Linked DNA regions of Homo sapiens: region 1 is linked to region 2. A link is an interaction called in ENCODE POLR2A ChIA-PET data of the cell type or tissue named here. Cell type or tissue: PC-3. All regions are shown on one strand. Each heading gives the region's core, and the rest is flanking DNA. Links, peaks and the distances in the headings are about the cores only. Region 1 overlaps GPR161 (G protein-coupled receptor 161). Region 2 overlaps SFT2D2 (SFT2 domain containing 2).

Evidence for each region. Peaks named below come from ENCODE experiments on the same cell type or tissue, not always from the same donor. Only the 100,000 strongest peaks of a DNase experiment are listed, where the experiment ranks them.
Region 1: POLR2A ChIA-PET joins it to region 2 with 5 read pairs; 5 of 35 experiments call an interaction of 5 or more read pairs at or near these places.

What each region holds. Positions count from the first base shown.
Region 1 is chr1:168,131,017-168,135,409 of GRCh38, forward strand. The region is part of intron 1 of GPR161 (G protein-coupled receptor 161); the gene reads right to left. Among named protein-coding and RNA genes, the nearest start is that of GPR161, 3.7 kb to the right of the region's middle. In PC-3, for the core only: no CTCF peak of the experiment used is centred there; no DNase peak of the experiment used is centred there.
Region 2 is chr1:168,229,030-168,233,422 of GRCh38, forward strand. SFT2D2 (SFT2 domain containing 2) reads left to right here. Exons shown (of 8, transcript NM_199344.3): 2 at 2,485-2,571; 3 at 2,805-2,890. Among named protein-coding and RNA genes, the nearest start is that of SFT2D2, 5.2 kb to the left of the region's middle. In PC-3, for the core only: no CTCF peak of the experiment used is centred there; DNase peaks (open chromatin) are centred at 1,072 and 1,912; H3K27ac peaks cover 1,269 bases.

The DNA.
Region 1 (4,393 bases), core at 81-4,080, 98 kb before region 2:
CCATACTGACTCTCTAGGATTGAATGAGATAGTGTGTGTAAAGCAGTTGGTTCCATTTCCTATCACAGACATCCAATGCATCACTAGTTCTCAGTCAAAACTTCATCCTCACTGCCACTACCCCAGCTCAGAGCCTCACCATCTTTTCCCTGGACTACTAACAGGCATTTCTCTCTTCTTCTTATTTTCGATCTCACCCCCACCCTTACCCCCCACACCAATCTCTCCTCCCAACTATTGCCAGACTGATTGTCCCCTACACAGCCAGACCATTTCATGCTATTCCCTGCCACCTGCAGAATTTATTCATTTGCAAATACCCTCTACCTCGACCATCCCAAATTGCTCACAGTTCTCCAAACACTCACTGTTGTTCTCAACTCTGTGGCTCTGTACACTGTTATCACTGCCCATAATGCTGTCTCTTCCTCCTCACCCACCTGGAGAAGAGCTCATCCTTAAGACTTGGTTAAAAAAAGAAAAAAAAAAGTTACTATAAAAGTCAAAGAAAATATAGATTGGTTAAAGTGACAAGGAGGGAAAATAAATAAAGGAAAAGCAGAAATTTAAAATATTTTTAAATGGAGAAAAGCAAAGAAAGAATGGAGAGAAAAGAGAAAATTTAGGAAAATTTACTCTTGAAGTAGGAGGGGACTTCCTAAGCAAGACAGAAAACTTGAAAACAAAGAAAAGTGATAGAGTTTTCACTTCATAAAAATTAAATACTTCTGGACAATCAAAGGTACAATAAGCAAAGTTGGGGAAGAAGACATAAAGATGTTTGATTTATTAACAAGAAAAGGATTAAAGACCAGAATTTAAAAAGAGCCTCACAAATTGATGAAATTACAAACAACTCAGTTAAAAAAATTGGCAAAGAATTTGATGGAGGAATTAGAGGAAGTGTAAGCAATCAATTTAGAGTAAACTTGGAAGAATACATCAGCATTTAAAATGCACATAACTGGCCAGGCGCGGTGACTCAAGCCTGTAATTCCAGCATTTTGGGAGGCCGAGGTGGGCAAATCCCCGGAGGTCAGGAGTTTGAGACCAGCCTCGCCAATATGGTGAAACCCCTTCTCTACTAAAAATACAAAAATTAGCCAGGTGTGGTGGCGCACGCCTGTAACCCCAGCTACGTGGGAGGCTGAGGCAGGAGAATCACTTGAACCCAGGAGGTGGATGTTGCAGTGAGCCGAGATCATGCCACTGCACTCCAGCCTGGGCGACAGAGCAAGACTCTGTCTCATAAAAATAAAATGCCCATAACTGATATGAAATGGTCTCCAAGCCGGGCGCTGTGGCTCTCGCCTGTAATCCCAGCACTTTGGGAGGTCGAGGCGGGCGGATCACGAGGTCAGGAGATTGAGACCATCCTGGCTAACACGGTGAAACCCCGTCTCTACTAAAAATACAAAAAAATTAGCCGGGCGTGGTGGCAGGTGCCTGTAGTCCCAGCTACTCGGGAGGCTGAGGCAGGAGAATGGCGTGAACCCGGAAGATGGAGCTTGCAGTGAGCCGAGATCGCGCCACTGAACTCCAGCCTGGGTGACTGAGCAAGACTCCGTCTCAAAAAAAAAAAAAAGAAAAAAAGAAATGGTCTCCAAGATCTAGATTGAACTTTTTTAATGCCCTATGTAGAACAGAGCATATAATATGCTATCATATTTATTTCTGAAAGAGAGAAAACAGAAGGCACATTTTTAGGTTTGTTTTTGTTGTTGTTGTTTGTTGGTTGGTTTTTTAAGATGGAGTTTCGCTCTTGTTGCCCAGGATGGAGTGCAATGGCACAGTCTCGGCTCACTGCAACCTCCGCCTCCTGGGTTCAAGCGATTCTCCTGCCTCAGCCTTCCAAGTAGCTGGGATTACAGGTGCCCACCACCATGCCCGGCTAATTTTTGTATTTTTAGTAGAGATGGGGTTTCACCATGTTGGTCAGGCTGGTCTCGAACTCCTGACCTCAGATGATCTGCCTGCCTCGGCCTCCCAAAATACTGGGATTACAGGCGTGAGCCACTGCGCCCAGCCCAGAAGGTACATTTTATTTGCTTGTAGGGGCATGGACTATTTCTGAAAGAATGCACAAAAACTGGTAAAATTAGTTATACCCAAAAAAGGAAAAAGAGGGCTAGGAAAGAGGAGTGGGAGGGAGATGTTGCCTTTTATAACTTTTGAATGCTATACCTTTCCAATTCACTACTTATTCTCAAACAAATAACCTTAAATAAATACAGTAAATAATTCAGTCTCTTTTTCTACACAATCTTCCAGACCTCAATAAACAAAGATAATTCTGCTTAAATAACCACTTAAAATGTACATTTCCTTTGACCCACAGATCCCACGTCCAGGAACAATTTTTACCCAGAAATATTGTACATGTACACAGATAAAGATACACAGAAAATCTAAATTAAATTGGAAGCCAATCTATGAGTCCATCAAGAGGGGAATGTTTAAATAATTTATAGGGAACCGATACTATGAAATACTATGTTATTATTAAAAAGAATGAAGTACAATGTATCTGTTATTGTTATTGAATGACTTCTAAGTCATATTGTTAAATCAGAAAAGTAAACCACAGAGCATTATTATATGACCCGATTTATGTTTTTCTTTTTTTAACAGACAGGATCTTACTATGTTGTCCATGCTGGACTTGAACTCTTAGGCTCAAGCGATCCTCCCACCTCAGCCTATCAAGTAACTGGGACTACAGGTGTGCGCCACCATGCCCAGCTTCATTTATGTATTTTTTCAAGTATATTCAATATATTCAGGTTGGTCCTAAAGTGAGAAATGTAGGTAATACTTTTTTATCATGTTTTATATAATAGCAATAAACTATATATTCACCTATGTTTCCAGGCTTGGTGACCATATTGAGCACACTGAAAAAGACCTAAAAAGACAGACATTTACAGTGGTTATCTCAAAGGTGGGGAGAAGGAGTAGAGAAGAGGTGGAGGGGAATTTAATTTATTTTCCTATATGTTACTGTGTTTTAAAATATTTACAGCTCTTAGTTTTGAAAAATTACTATATTCCATGAATGCTTTACATTATTTACCTAAGGTCACAAGTTTATAAGGGGCAGGGCTGGGAGGTAGGCTGTCTGACTTCAGATAGTGCTCTTAACACAGTGTTCTCTCACCCATTGCTTGAGTATAAAACAAACACAAACTAAAATAAAATTGAAATATACCTCCTCATGCTTTACCCCTGGCCAACTGCAAATTCCTTCCTTTATGCTCCAGCACTCCCTGAACATATTTGCCATGAATGCTATCCTCTCCCCTGCTGAGCACATAAAATGTGCAAGGAAATAGATTAAAACTAGTTGTAAGCCTTTTCTCTTGGTGTAGAAACAGAGTCATAGACGAGTACTGGGTGAATGAATGAAGTATGGAGTCATAAAGTCAATCCCTCCTCCAAACTCCAGGTAGCACTGATAGCTATCTCTAGTTCTGTTGATGTTTTTTGTTCTTATAGAAAAACAGCAAGAAGACACCATTTCTCCCCTGCTGTCATGCTTTACTGCATCTCAGAATGACAGTCAGTGCTTCCCAAGGTCTCACACAGAAGACGCAAGCAGCCTGCACACATAATTTGGTTAAACTGCACGCACATTAAAAAAAATGTTTTGAATCAGTTGCTATCTTTAAAAATATATGAAGCTTGTTTTCCGTAAAAATTTACAGTTTCCCCCAAAACTAAGATCAGGCAACCATGTGCTGGAGCCCCACCGCACCTGCAGCTGCCCCCTTACTGGAGACAGGCTTAGCAGCACACAGCTCCCACCCAGCCCTCCTGTCCACCCGCCTCCTGCACTCAGGCTTCCTGACTGGTCCCTGCTGGCAGTGGAGTTTACACCACAGAACTGTACCTCCTCTTGCTGACATTTAGGTCAGTTCCAGTTCAGCCCATTCTGTCTTCCTCGGAACCCAAACAGAGAGCTCGCAGCCCTCTGACCACACAGTGCTCCTTCACCTCTCAGAGGACGCACAGTGCACCAGGCTGCAACACAAAGAGAACGGTTCGGATATCGTTGCGGCCTTGGATTAGTTCCAAAATGTCAAGCGGGCCTCTTAATGAGGGGTCTCTATTCTTGATGTTATGGCAGTGGAGCTACAGGGCAGGGAGAAGCCCTGAGTTAAAGAACTCACCTGTGTGCCATCAGGAAACCACGTGAAAAGCACTACCAAGGCAAAAGATCTGAGTTCAATCTGGGCTGCTTACCTAGCTGGGCAAGAATGCTTCATCTCTCCTGAGCCTCAGTTTCCTCACCTATCAAATGGGCTAGTAGAGCTTCACAAGGTTGTTGTGTGAATGAAAAAGTGTACATGAAAGTGCTTGTAAGCACCTGACAAGTATAAAATAAGACGGGTGT
Region 2 (4,393 bases), core at 269-4,268:
TGTAATGGAAAAATACAGTGGTGAAATATGCCCCCCACCCCTTCCATTTTGGCAAACAGAGTAACATTTGGATGGATTCAGCTTGAGAGACTTGGATATGGAGTGTCACTTTCCTTTCTGAAGGTAGAAACCAGAAACACATTCTTGGCTGAACTGCTTCCTATTGTGGTTATTTTGATTTGTGTGAGGGCTGGAATCTCACTGAGACTGAGCGGAGTCTCGCTCTGTCGCCCAGGCTGGAGTGCAGTGGCTCGATCTCGGCTCACTGCAGGCTCCGCCTCCCGGGTTCAGGCCATTCTCTGGAATCTCACTGTTCTGTTGAGGTTATTTAGCAATCTAGATGTCAAAGCCAATTCAAATTTCATTCTTAACCTTATGGTTTATCCTCTTCAAATAGAAAGGTTGAATCTTTTAAAATTATCCGTGTTGATGCCATGTGGTGCTCAGGGAACCATCCAGTCCAATCTTACTACCACTTTTTTCTTGCTGCTGACAAGCCAGTCCAATCCTACTACCATGCTTCTTCCTGTGAACAAGCCAGGCCAATCCTACTACCGTTCTTCTTCCTACAGACAAGCCATGCCAATCCCACTACCACTCTTCTTCCTACGAACAAGCCAGGCCAATCCTACTACCGCTCTTTTCTTCCCACCTGCAGCTAGTTCTTTTCGCACCTTGGCAAGGTAAGTTCTTTGGTTTTTGCATGACTAGGAAGAGTGGTAGCTTCTCATTTTATTCTGTCCTTGGCGAGAGCTTAAATGCTTTAGTCCGAAGTAGCCTGACTAGATTGTCTGGGGCCTTGTAAAGCCTGCTACCAGAGCATCATCACATGGCTCATTTTGGAGTCCAAGGGGGTTTGGGAAACCAGACTCCTCCAGGAGAGGTTTACCTCAGCGTAAAACCAGGTGGCTCATCTGTCAGATCTTAACACTGGGCCCCTGCTGTCTGTTATCATCCCTAATTTGTGCCTTCTGTGCAGGGTCATGAGCCCAGTTCCATATATATGAATGTATAACCTGACCTAAATACCTTTCTCCTGAGTGGAGAGTAAGGTAGTCTTTGGCAATACGTGCCACACCTGAGGGGAGCCTCTCATCCTTCTTTTCAAGCTTCTGGTTTGACGGGAACTCTGGAGACAGGGTTGAAAACAGATCCCTGAGCTGGGGGTAGTCAAGGCTGACGGAGTTGCCAGTCTAATGACTCTTGACTTTCTGCCACTACCTACCTTCTTCCATCAGCTGGGTGGAAATATAGTAGGAAACTTTGACCACATTGCTAGATGGAGACTATGCTGGCCATACAAGGTGAGCCCTGTGTGAATATACATGGCCTAGCTGCCCTGTGTGGTGTTGGTCTCTTACGGCAGCTGTCTTTGTCCAGCTTGGAACAACTGTTCCCACTTGCATCAGGTGGACAGACTGGTAGGGTCACCAGTGCAAAAACTTTGATGTCATTTTTTTCCGAGACAGAGTTACACTCTTGTTGCCCAGGCTGGAGTACAATGTATGATCTCGGCTCACTGCAACCTCCACCTCCCAGGTTCAAGCAATTCTCCTGCCTCAGCCTTCCAAGTAGCAGGGATTACAGGCATGCACCACCACACCTGGCTAATTTTTTGTATTTTTAGTAGAGACAAGGTTTCGCCATGTTGGTCAGGCTGGTCTCGAACTCCTGACCTCAGGTGATGCGCCCACCTTGGTCTCCCAAGGTGCTGGGATTACAGGCATGAGCCACTGTGCCTGGCTGTTGTCATTTTTGACATGGGAAAAGAACCACTGGGAGCTACTCACAGGCTCTCCTGTTTCAGTAGTGTTTTTGGAACTCCTGGCTTCCCCTGAACTTTGCTCCAGGGAGGGATTAATCATGATGGCAAAGACTCAGGATGTAACAGGACAGTAATTAATTAACCAGGATCTGTCTCCCACTTGGATGAGTTGGCTGATGCCAGCATCCTGTAAGTACAATATCTGAACCAAGAGTGAATAATGTGGGTGAGAGTTGATGTAGGAGACGATGACCAGTGGAGCAGCTGCTTGAGTGCCGTCCCCTCATCTTTTCCTTATTTCCTGGGACCCTGCCTGGTGGAGGATCCCAGGTGGACTTGTGAGTCCCTGGTGGACGCATGCCTTTCCAGGTGTGGTCTTCATCCTGCCTGGGTTGTAGGAAGGCTCTGGGCTACTCTAGGATTGGCTGTCTTGCCTTCCTGTTCTTGAAATGGGTTGTGCTTGAGGCAAGGAGTTTCTACCTCTGAAGATGTTCAGCTGGAGGCACAGCTGTCAGCTGCTAGAGAGGAGATTCATGTCTGCATAATAACTTTACAGCTCTGATAAAGTCTGGATTTGATGACTTACATCGCCTGAGTGTGTAGGATTCTGTGCTCCTTGCCTTCCCTAATACAACTTAACACTTTCTAGATTTAGTTATGTGCTTGCTTTGTTTTTAGTAAATGTGTGTGTATATGTATTTTTTTTTTTTCAATTTTAGGTTGTTGAGGCATCTTCATTAAGCTGGAGTACCAGGATAAAAGGCTTCATTGCGTGTTTTGCTATAGGAATTCTCTGCTCACTGCTGGTAAGATTTCCCTTCCTCCTCTGTCTTTTCCTTCTACCTGTCTTTGCTATATATTCCCCCTTTTGTCCACCTCCTTTCCCCTTTTGCCCTTCACTAAAATGCATGGATGAGAGGAGAGGGGAATAAGGGAGGTGGGGAGGGAAACGGACTCCTCAGGGCTTCCTCTGGGAGCTCTGCTTGTGTGGCCGGGTGGGAGGGTTGCTCATGTGCAAACACTGTACTTTAAATTCCAGGGTACTGTTCTGCTGTGGGTGCCCAGGAAGGGACTACACCTCTTCGCAGTGTTTTATACCTTTGGTAATATCGCATCAATTGGGAGGTAACTGTTTTTTAAAAATCCAATTTTAGCCAATCATTAGATGGGAAAATGGATGTTGGTTGCCCTTGAGGGAGGTGAAAGAGGAGGCTCCAGTAGTTGTAAGGAATTTGGAGAGAAGTAGTTAGAATATCTCACATTCATATCTTATTATTTGAAAACATTTTATATCTTAGTTTGAAACACCTGGGAGAAAGCAGCAAATGTTTTGCCATCGTGATTTTACATGTACAGAAACTGCGACACAAAGCAGTTCAGTGATTTCTCCAGGGTTTACAACCCAGTCCTCCTGCTTGCTGTATTCTTACTGCTGTCAGAGATTGAGTTGATGGTTTTCAAAGGGCTCATCACTCCAGTGGCCATAAGGGAAACTGGTTTTTATTTAGTGTCAGACCTTCCCAGACCTGAGTAGCAGCTCATGTGGGCAGGGCATCTGAGCGCTTCCTGGAGGTGGGCAGCCCATTCTGCATGTTGTGGATGCACACATTTTCCAGGTCAAGCTCATTCACACTGATGCTTCAGTCACACTGGTGCCAACAACTCCACCCTCTCCAACTGGGAGCACTGGCCTGGCCTCTACCTGAATGACCTGCAGGAACCTGAGCTCAGTCATCTTGTTTCCCCCTTTTCCCTTCCCTTGTGTCTCTGTAAATGGCTTCAGAGTCCTGGGGGTCCAAGTCTCCCCTCCATGATTCCTCACCAGGGCTTGATGTAACCCTGTCTTACTGGCTCCTTCCTCTTTGTCCCCATGGCTGTTTGTGCTTCACTGACTGACTTGCATGCTCAATGGGTAAGCATTGATCACACTCTGTGCTGGGCTCAGAGGATACAAAGACAAGTCCAGTTTGGTCCCTGCCAGGCAGACAGACATATAACTCATGATATAACAAGATATGGAAAGAAATTCTCAAGGAGGGGCAGCCGACACGACCTGAGTCAGGGAGGGCTTCCTAGAGAAGGTGATATCTGAGCTGGCCTTAGCTTTGGCCTGTTATCACCCTTACCTGAGCAAGATGCATCTGCTTGGTCTCTCTGTCTCCTCCATTGCCCCTCTCAAGGCCATTTTCCACTGAGCTGTAGAGCCATTCGTTTATAGCCCTGCTTAGCCCCCTCAAGTGGCCCCCTGTTTTGTCTGTACAAATGAAGTCCAAATTCCTCAGCACGCATACAGTCAAGCGTCTTTGAGATCTGGCTTCACCGTTGTCCCATTCCCTATCCAGTGTGCTTCCCAGCCAGGCTGAACTTCTTGCATTTCCCAAAATGCCGTTGTGCCCTTGTTTGGTTGTTTTCTGTGCCTGGAATGCTGCCCTATCTGTACCTCCCCTGGTTTGGTAGATACTTGCTCATTTGTTAAGACCTGGCTCAAAAGCTACCTCTTCTATGAAGCTTTTCCTGATTACCTCCTCCTCTCCAGAATTGATGACCTCTTCCTTTGGACTCTCAGTATCACATCTATATTTATGTGCCAGTGCAGGTAGCATTTTATTACACTGACTTGTTAGATCT